2 separate regions of the Mus musculus genome follow, and region 2 is linked to region 1. The links are chromatin loops, found by intact Hi-C in ENCODE. Cell type or tissue: gastrocnemius. All regions are shown on one strand. Region 1 holds the start of Dock11 (dedicator of cytokinesis 11). Region 2 overlaps Dock11 (dedicator of cytokinesis 11).

Region 1 (5,000 bases):
TAAATGAATAAAAGGTCCTAAAGCACCTAACATCATGTCTTACACAGTGTAAGGGCTCAATGGATTGATTTAGAGCACAAGAAACTTCTCATTCAACTCGCCCTCCCCTCAAGTCTTAATACACATCACATACCACAGAAATGAGTAGATTTCACTCCTCTACATTCCCTTGCATAAAAGCTAAAAAAAAAAAAAAAAAAAAAAAAAAAAAAAGAACCTAAGTAAGGTCAGCTAACCAGGAAACCCCGGCCACGGGCTGTAGCTCCAAGAGTCTTTCTCTATTAATAGATTTTTTTTTTCCAGCACTGCCAAGAATGAAGAGGTAGAAAGAAGCCACTGCACCTGTGCTGCACAAAAATTATAGGTGGCACATGTCTGTAGTCCTAGCATCCAGTAAGCTGAAGCAGGAGGACTAACACCAAGTACAAAACCAAAGTTCTAGCCTGGGCTACAGAGTGAGACCATGTCTCAAAACTGATCTTTTCAAAGCCTAAAACTTCAGAAAGAATAATAACTTTTTACTGTTGAGGGAGGCAGGTCAAATGCTGGTCAAATCCCAGCAGAGGTTGTCTGTGCCTCATATATTTTCTTGATACCATCTGTCCATCTTCCCTCTCTCTTCACATGCTATGGTAGGTGGCCAGCCACTCCTCAGAGAAGGTTTGCTTTATGATTTTAGAAAAGCCATCCTTGTGCTAGGCTGTCTGGATCACTTGCTAATAACCACTGAAGATGACAACCTGGTATAAAATGCCTTGCACACAGCTTGTGGTCCTCTCTCAAATGGCCCTGATGACAAGTGAGGTTCTGATCTGACCTCAACAGGTTCTGGCTCCAAATCTGGGTGAAATATACAATAAGCCAAATCCATTAAGACAACATTAAAGGTCTGGGTTTAGCCTCACCAAGCAGCAGGATTAAACTTCAAGGGTCCAGCCATGATAAAGACATTTCTTTAAAGTCCCTTGGCTCTGCACAGTTGCAGCTATTAGAAATCCGATTTTTATCTCAAAGGTACATATTTTACCTTTGATCCTCTTCCAGAATTCCCACTAATGTCAACTTTCCCCACTGTTAGGATCAGGCCCCTTGCCTTGCTTTAATGTTGGTTTTATTGCCGATTCTACAAGATCAACATAAAAATTACAGGGAAAAGCTGCGAGGTTCCCTTCCCAGGATAAGTTGTGCTAACAAAAAGCTCTCTCTTAAGTGCGGAGATTTAAACACAGCGAATGACATGAAATAATATAGGAGTGGAAAGAGACAAAAGCCAGCAAATCTCCTGCAAAACAAAGTAACAAAAAAGCACGCTAATGATTTAGTCCCACTGCTTATTTAAGGTTTGGTCCCTAGTCCAAAAAATTGGCAATGGGAGCCTTTAAAAGCAAAGGAGCAAGTGCCCCTTACCATCCAAGGCTTCCCTCCAGATTTAGACCATCTGAACAGGACTGATGAGGGTGCGCTGGCGTGCGGGGGAGGGGTGGTTCCCCGAGGGGGGTGTCAGAACACTCTCCAATCCCCATCCCCCAGCTCTACCCGCCGCCAAGACATCCCCAATAGTCTACGTAGGCGTCTGGTTCTAGGGTCTTCATCCTTACACAGCAACATCCAGTCCTTCCCACATCCTCTTGCCTCCAATCGCTCACAAGTCTTAAGAACCATCCTCTCCCAGAGGATACAGACTCAAAACCCACTCAGGCGCAGACCCACCCCCGTTGTTTCCAATCCTCTCCCTCTGTCTTAGTTGGCAGTACCCCTCAACACCCATCACCACCCTCCCTCTCCCCAGTAGCAGGAGGAAGTCGCTATGCTTCCTCTGTCCACATCGCCCGCCAGAGCTTGGGCGCCCTGGGCTTTTGGGTGGGGTTTTTTGTGTGTGTAAGTGAGTGTGTGTGTGTGCGCGCGTGTACCCGATGTGTATCCGCACTCAAGTATATCTGTGCTCATCGCATCCTTCCGCCTAGGCTGCCCCAGGTGCCCTCTTAAAGGGATCCGGATCTCCTCGTGCCCTAATCTCCAGCTCTTTGTGCGGGGGTCCGGGGGAGCGGGAGGTGCGATCTGAAGCTTTCAGCCGCCCCCGCTGGGGTGGAGACCCACTCTCCGGCCGCAGCTCTGTGAAACCCGCTGTGCCATTCAGCTTCCAGCCCAGCGCAAGCTGGTGGGGTAGCCAGAGCGCTGTCCCGTGGCGCCTGAGACTCCCACCCCCAGGCAGCCGGTTGCCAGAGCGAAAACTTAAGTAGAACAGAGGAAAAAGAGAGCTCCTAGCGCTCGACCGCAGCTGCGCCCATCCTGCCCGTGGTCTCCAGCGCGCGCGCGGGAAGCCACCGCGCTGCTCCCGGTGTGAGCGAACCCCCCCCCCCCCGGGACTCCCCGTCGCTCGACCACTCACCAGCACCACGGAGCCCCGCACGGCCTCCGACACGCTCTGGCGGAGCTCGGCTGCCGTGCCTGGCTTGCTCAGCCGCTTGGTGAATTTGCGCACTTCGGCCATGGCAGAGGTGGCGGGCAGGTCTCGGCGGGAGCGCTCAGTGCCCCGGGCCCGGGCGGCCGCTGCTGCTGCTGCTGCCTGTGTTTACACGCCGACGGGCCGGCCACATCTCAGCTCGCCGCCCCGCGCCCAGCTCCCGCGGCTCCTCCTCCCGCGCGCCGCTCCTCCCTCTTTCCCTCCTTTTTGCTCTAGCTTTTGCAGGCTCTGGGTCCTGCCGGGCGGCGGCGGCTGCTCCCTCTCACCAAGGGCCCCGACCTGAGTGGCCTAAGAAGGAGGGTGTGTCTCCTGGAGGGGGAGGGAGTGCTGGAGGTGGGGGCGAGGGTCACGCGGGAAGAGGGGGAAGTGGCAAGCACCCGGGCTCCGCCCGCAGCTGATGTTGCTGGTGCAGCCGCATCCGGGAGGCGAGATGAGGCTGCTTCTTTTTCCGAGTGTATGGCGCGGGAGGGGGTCAGAGGTGGGTGATGAAATGTCTCCAAGACTAGGGTGTGCTGGGGCCTCCAGAGACCTCTGCCTCCCTTAAGACTTCAGGAGCAGTGAGGCGGTGGGAAAAATCTCACTTGCCCCCAACCTGCAAGCCCCTGGGTCCCAGGCGGCTAGAGGCTGGGAAACAACATGGAAGCAGCATGCTCCTATTGTGTACTCAGCCTGGTTGGGTCTGCCCTATGTCAAAGGAAGGAAGAGCGGGTTTGCTGCAGGAAAGACTTGTCTGGGTCTGTACCCAACCCCCTTCATTTCCCCACCCAGGCATCCACTTCATAGGGCAACCAGGGGACAGGCTTCTAGAAGTGAGTCTTACCCAGGCAGGGATAGCTGGGTGGTGAGAGACCCCAGAGCCTTTGATGAATTGTGTGGTTCTGCAGTGATTCCAGAAGGAGTGGCCCTAGTGCTCACTGGGAAGGCTTTTGGAGGACCTATCAATCCTCTAGCTTTTACCTGTGCTCTGCAACCATCTCACCCTTTCCTTAATTTCCCCAGAACATCTGACTAGGTGTAAAGCATGCATGCTTAGACACAAACAAGGCCTTAATTCTGAAATGAAAGGCCCCACTTCATTTTTTTTTGTTTTGTTTTAAGTTTGAAATGGCCCATCACCAGGGGTCTAATCCTTTTTGAGGATTTCTACCGGTGCCCAAATGGCACTTTCCACACTTCTCAGGCCTTCAAAGAGCACACAGTCACACACCTACACAAGGACTTTGTTATGGAAACAAGAGCATGGGAATGGACTCCAGGAACCCAGAAAAGACCAAGTCTCCTAGCAGCAAGCCCATTTGGCCACCTTCTCATTGATCCTGATAAGGCACAGATGGAGGGTTCCTCCAGGACCTGGGACATGGAAGGGCTCTAAGGGACAGGCATTATCCTGCATGTTGACCTCACTCTGTGTGTGTGTGTGTGTGTGTGTGTGTGTGTGTGTGTGTGTGTTGGGGGTCGGGGTGGAAACTGTTACCTGCAGGTGGATCAGCACAAATTCATGCTATGTGTTCAATGAATGGTGAATATTTGTGTGTCTGGCTCCTAGTTGTTGACCTCCAGAATACTCTAGCATGTTTTCCCTTGCTAACTCCAGATTCACTGCTTCAGGTACAAGGCAGAGGCACAGGGCTTAGGAAAGAAAGGTAGTGCTCTAGGTACTGATGAATCATAATTGGTGAATATTAACCCATGTTCAACTCTCTACTGTACGATGGCATAGAATCCTACTCAGTTTGGGGCAATAGGTGTAAGACAGCAGACCAAGAGGACTCCTGGGTAAGTTCTCCACCTTGACAGAAAGAGAAGGTGTTTATTTCCCAGTCTATAGGTTCAATGTTCAGATCATGGAGCAGAGTCCAGTCCCCTCTGAGAATAAAGAGATGGCTTAGAGGTCAAGAGCACTCATTGCTCTTGCAGAAGCCATGGGTTCAGTTCCCAGCACCTGTATTGTGGCTCACAACGACCCCAAAGTACAGTTACAGGGAGATCACTCCAGTGTTTCTAACCTCTTCAGGCGCAAGGCACACATGTGGTACACATACACACATTCAGGCAAAACATTTACACACTATTGCTAAAATTCCTTCCTTGGGCAAGATGTAAACAACATCTATCCCTCCTGCTAAAGTCCCAATGACCCTCAAAGGTACAGTTCCTCCAAAATTCACCTGGGGGAACAAGGACCTTATTAGACTTACTTACAAAGCAATACATGAGATGTTAATGGCTGACATGAAAGCAGTAACATTGAAAGGTCTGCACCCTTCAGGGATGATAGCTTAACACAAGGCAGCAAAGTAGATGAATCCCCTTCCTTACTTATATCCTATACCTCTTCTGAGAGCTCCCAAGGCCATGTAAAATTAGGATACAGTTGTCCTTATATGTGAATTAAGGGGGTGGGGAGGTGTCTCATGAGTGGAAAGTAGAAGCAAGAAGCAAGGGCAGTGGTGGTGCAAGCCTTTAATCCCAGCACTTGGGAGGCAGAGGCAGGTGGATTTCTGAGTTCGAGGCCAGCCTGGTCTACAAAGTGAGT
Region 2 (5,000 bases), 110 kb before region 1:
TGATCTAATTTGCAAATGTGAAACAATAAGAAAATTAAGTAATGAGCGATATACTGGCTTGACTATATGCTTGTTGAAATGTGCACTTTCAAGACAAGAGACTGGCTAAGGACTCAATCCACCCCATTCTTTTGCTATTTGGATTCTGCAAGTTAATTAGACATGAATGCCTAACTCAAGATATCAAGTACAATTTATTTATGGGCTTGGTACGAAGACAACTGGCCTTTGGTAAATCTATACTCATTGTGGGCTGGGGGCTGGAAGATCTGCCTTCAGGTCATGCATTCTATATGTTTTCTAAGACAGTCTTAGCCTCCAGCCAGCCTGATGGTAAGTTAAGTGAGCTTCAGTAAAGAACATGTCTGTACATAATTTGCCTTATCCCACAGCATCTATCAAACTGAGATAGTTTTATATTTTAACATTCTTTTAAAGCTTTTATGTTTTACTTACTTTGTGTGTGTGTGTGTCTGTGTGACCATACATATACATGCATGTGGAAGCCTATGTGCATGTGTGTGATCAGATGACAACTTGCAAGAATTAGTTCTCTCTTCTATTACATGGGTCCTAGAAATCAAACTCAGATGGTCAGGCTTGTCACCTTTACCCATTGGGTCATCTGGCCAGTCCTCAACATTCTTTGAATATATTTATTCCACATGCTTACACTCTGACTCTAATAATGGTATTACAAACATCTAAATGTAGTGCTGATATATATTATATATTCATGTATACATAGAAATGTTACAGTCCTTCTTGCTACATTCCTTTCTTCTTTCCATAGTTCACTCGTTCCATCACTCCATGAGCCAAGCAAAAAGAAAAATCTAACTTTGCTGAGAAATTTTTTACATCTCTACACAGTCATCTTTTCTGCTGCCCCTTTCAGGATATCCCCTTGACATTTTTCTAGAACATCTATAGTTTCTCCCCATTCTCAATGTAACCAGTACATATTTCCAAATTGATGCCCACCCACCATGGATGCGGATTACATTAGACTACTTTCTACCAAAATGGTTTTCATCTTCTTTTTTCTATTAGTGCTGAAGATGTGACAGATTCCCACATGCTAAGAAAGCACTTTCCTATTGATCTACATCCTCAGCCATCTAGAATACGATGTCTTCCTGTTACTGTGAATAGTGGTCCTCATCCAGGGGTCACATGGTCTCTGTGAGAGATTAGCGATGTTTGGGGCTATTTTTGGCTCTCACAGCTTGTGCATGCATGCATGTGCTACCAATTTCTACTAGGTAGAGGCCTAGAGTTTTGCTAAACATTCTACAACAAAGAACTATCTTCTCCTAAATGTCACTAGTGCTGAACTTGAGGAATCCTGAGCTATGGAATTAAGTTGAACATACTGAAGACCTAGCCTGCATTTTTGAATCTTTAAATTGACTATTGTTCTTTAGAAAGCCAAACTAGCATCACCATTGCTCTTTAAATATACCATATGCTTTCCTTCATTTTGTTTTGTTCACAGGTTTTAGCCAATTCCCAATTACTCATCCAGGGCCAATTCAAATCCGCATGTCAGTGAACCCATTTCTCCTTCTCATCCAATGGAGCCGTACTGGATTTATTTCTAATAGCCAAACAACAGAGAGCAAACCAAACAATGTGTACACAGCTCCTACCATTAGAGAGTTCACTGTTGAAAGGGCAAAACCATGGAACTAAATCACTGCAGTACAAATAGCAAATAGTAGGACAGGTATGTGCACCACATGTACAAAAGAAGTGGCAATAGAGCCACAAGCAAATGTGAGCTAAGCAGAAGGGAAATACCAGGCAGACAAGGCAGATGTGCATCCCATGCAGGATGGAGCTCCCTGCTACCACTAGATAGCTATTATCTTCTATAATTTATTCTCAACAGTAGCCAGAGTGTCCTTTTGACATGCAAATTAGTTAATGCCATCTTGCCCTTGTTAAACACAAATCAAACAAAATCACTACAAAGGACATCATGGGCCTCCACGACCCATACAATTGTCAGGCTGAGTTCCAAGCAGCCTCGGGGCCCCCCTCCCCAACTCCCTGTGTTCCAGCTATGCTATCTTTTGCCTCCCTGCAAACACGCAGGTTTAGGGCACACACACTCACTGTAACAATCTCGTCTCACCTATGGCTGTCAGCCTTCCTTCGGTTACTCTTTAACCTGAAATTGGCATTTCCACAGACAAGCCTCTCCTAGAATGTTCTCATTAACCTGTTCTTTTTTTTTTCACAGCACTCATTTTTTCCCCTAAAGTTTATAATCTTCCTACCCACACAAAACTAGTTCGGTCCACATTTCCCCCAGTGACATTCCCAGCATCCAGAACAATACCTTGCCCATATAAGATGCTTAATAAATCTTTGGTGAATAGCTGAATAAATGATTAAGGCAACAGACGGCAAGGCAAAAATAGGAGTCCTTGCTCTACATGGGCTTCTCAATGATCTGAATCTTTAATACCTGCAACTCTGTATCAAACATGTAACATTTAATCACATCTGTCTTCCAACAGTTCTCTGCATTATGAAGAAGTTGCTAGCTAACTTACTTTCTGCACTGTCATTGCTTAGGCTGTAATATCCATGCTGACAATGTCTCTAAGTCATCCTCTATGCAAGCTCTATAGGAACTACATACATAACAAAGCTCAACTGCCATTTACAGGGATAACAGATAAAAAAGTTGACTGGGATGCTCATAGGACTAGGCATCAAGAGATGTGTCACAGGCTCGGCTCAGCTAACAAGTAGCTGGACCTCTGTGGACAAATCACCTTTACTTAAGACTTCTCATCCTCAAAAAGATACTTCTGTATAACCCTTTTCTGCACTATTTCTGCAATTGCATGCTATTTCACTTATGGCCACCAGAGGGCGTATGTGCATTGTATAACTCTTGTCATTCCACACCCTCAAAAACAAATACATTTTGTTCCATTTGAAGAATACCAGTATTTGAAAATGATGTATCTAACACCACTCTGTGAAAATTCTCACAGAGATCCCTCCAAAGGATGATCAATGAGTTTAACAGATAAACTGTCCATCCATATAGCTGCAGTATTCCTAGATAGTACTACGAACTGGATTTGAAACTTACATGACAATAAAAAATTAGAAAAAAAAGGAAAGTTACATTACTATTATAGTCCTTAATGCTAAGGCCCAGAGTCACTACTGATTGACTGTCTCTCTTGAATGAAAATTAAACATTTTTTTAATGCGGTAGGCAGAATAGTACTATAAAATAGTACTATAAAAACTAAAGTCAAGCCTGACCTAGTAGCTCTGATTTATAGCCGCAGTCCAGTCTGGTTCAGTGCAGTTTGGGAGGGTAAAGCAGGACTACTGGCAGTTCACAGCCTACCTGGGCTATATAGTGAGTTAAAGACCAACCTGGGCAACTTAACAAAAATATCTTTAGAAAAATAAAATACAGGTCCGAGGAGATAGCTCAGCGGGTAAGGTGCTTGCCAGTCAAGCATGAAGACCTGATTTTGATCTCTAGCACGAGCATTAAAAATCTGAGTATGGTGTTGCCGGCTTGTGATTCCACGGGTAGAGAAGATGCAGCCACAGGCAGATCCCTGGGGCTTGCTGGCCTGCACTAGTCTCCTTGGTGGGCTCAAGGCCAGTGAGAGAGTCTGTCTTCAAAACCAAGGTAGACAGCTCCGGAGAAACAGAACCTAAGATGGACCTCTGGCCTTCACATCCATGTACATACATGTTGCACACTCATGCTTACACACACAGGTACCCCCACACACGAACGTACACATATACAAAATGCCAGAAAGGGAGGCCGTAGCTGCATGGTAGGGTGTTTAAGTACCTGGCAAGCATGAGGTCCTGGGTTTAATACCCCTCAAAACAGCACAAGAATCAAAGGCACATTATGCCTCTCTCTGTCCAACTCCTGCAAGACTTGCTATTTGACTTGCAACAACAACAACAACAACAACAACAACAACAAACCTCTCCTCACTAGCCTCAGAGGCTCCCCAGATACCCTGAGGGCATGCCTTCCCAACCTCATACCAGCAGCCATATCACAGTCCTTCCTCCTCCACAATACATCAAACCAAGCTCCTCGGGGTCTCTGTACTAACTGTTCCCAGCTCTTCCCCAGCCAGACACTCGGCTGCCCTCGTCCTTTAAGTAGCTGGTCAAATATCACTTTGCCAGAGGCATCCTCTCTAGTAAGACAGAAAATCTACCACATTCCTGTCTCCCTATAGCAGCGGCTCTCAACCTTCCTAATGCTGTGACCCTTTAATACAGTTCCTCATGCTGTGGTGATCCGCAGCCTGAAAATTGTTTTTGTTGCTACTTCATTAACTGTAATTTTGCTACTGTTATGAATCGTAATGTTAATATCTGATATGCAGGGTATCTGATGTGGAACACCCCCCCCCCCAAGGGGTCGCAGCTCACAGGTTAAGAACTGCTCTCTATATAGCATCTATAATCATCTGAGGTGGCATCTTTACTTGCTCGTTTCTGTGTTCATTCCCTCCACAACACATGAAGGTCTTTAGTAAGATTCTGTTTTCTTTGCTTAGATCCCTGATGTGGGCTTCCCAGGAAGCACTCCGAAGTTAGTGTGTCATGAACAATCCGGACCCAGAAGATGAGGTGTCTTCGTCAAGCCTCACAAGCAGTGGGCATTAATTACTCTTATCCCCATGTGCCGGCTGAGAGAAGTGCCGTGACTTGGTAAAGGTTAATTACAGGCCTAGTGAATGACAGAGCTGCAGCGCAAAATCCGATTATGATTTCAGACCCATCGGCTCTATGTCACAGCACACTGGCTCTCGGCAAGGCAGGGTTCCTTAGATTACTGTTAGGCAGCAGCCAATGGGTAAAGGGAGATCCTGTAGTCTTCAAATAAAAGTGCCTCATATTCTCCACGGCCAAGCTCACTAACAAAGTCATGGAAAGAAACAACTGCGGCCAGGCAGGTCCTAGGATGCACCCCACAATCC

The links. A loop is a pair of places that touch in the nucleus more often than their neighbours do. Peaks named below come from ENCODE experiments on the same cell type or tissue, not always from the same donor. Only the 100,000 strongest peaks of a DNase experiment are listed, where the experiment ranks them.
Region 2: a loop joins it to region 1, with 3 times the contacts of the local background. A loop is called at or near these places in 21 of 42 quality-filtered maps.

The regions. Positions count from the first base shown.
Region 1 is chrX:35,886,422-35,891,421 of GRCm38, reverse strand. Dock11 (dedicator of cytokinesis 11) reads right to left here and starts at 2,590. Exons shown (of 53, transcript NM_001009947.3): 1 at 2,390-2,590. The coding sequence starts at 2,491. In gastrocnemius, no CTCF peak of the experiment used is centred here; DNase peaks (open chromatin) are centred at 1,540, 1,868, 2,103 and 2,731; H3K4me3 peaks cover 2,639 bases; H3K27ac peaks cover 1,924 bases.
Region 2 is chrX:35,995,047-36,000,046 of GRCm38, reverse strand. The region is part of intron 23 of Dock11 (dedicator of cytokinesis 11); the gene reads right to left. Among named protein-coding and RNA genes, the nearest start is that of Gm32904, 30 kb to the left of the region's middle. In gastrocnemius, a CTCF peak has its summit at 2,879 (motif pointing right); a DNase peak (open chromatin) is centred at 2,848.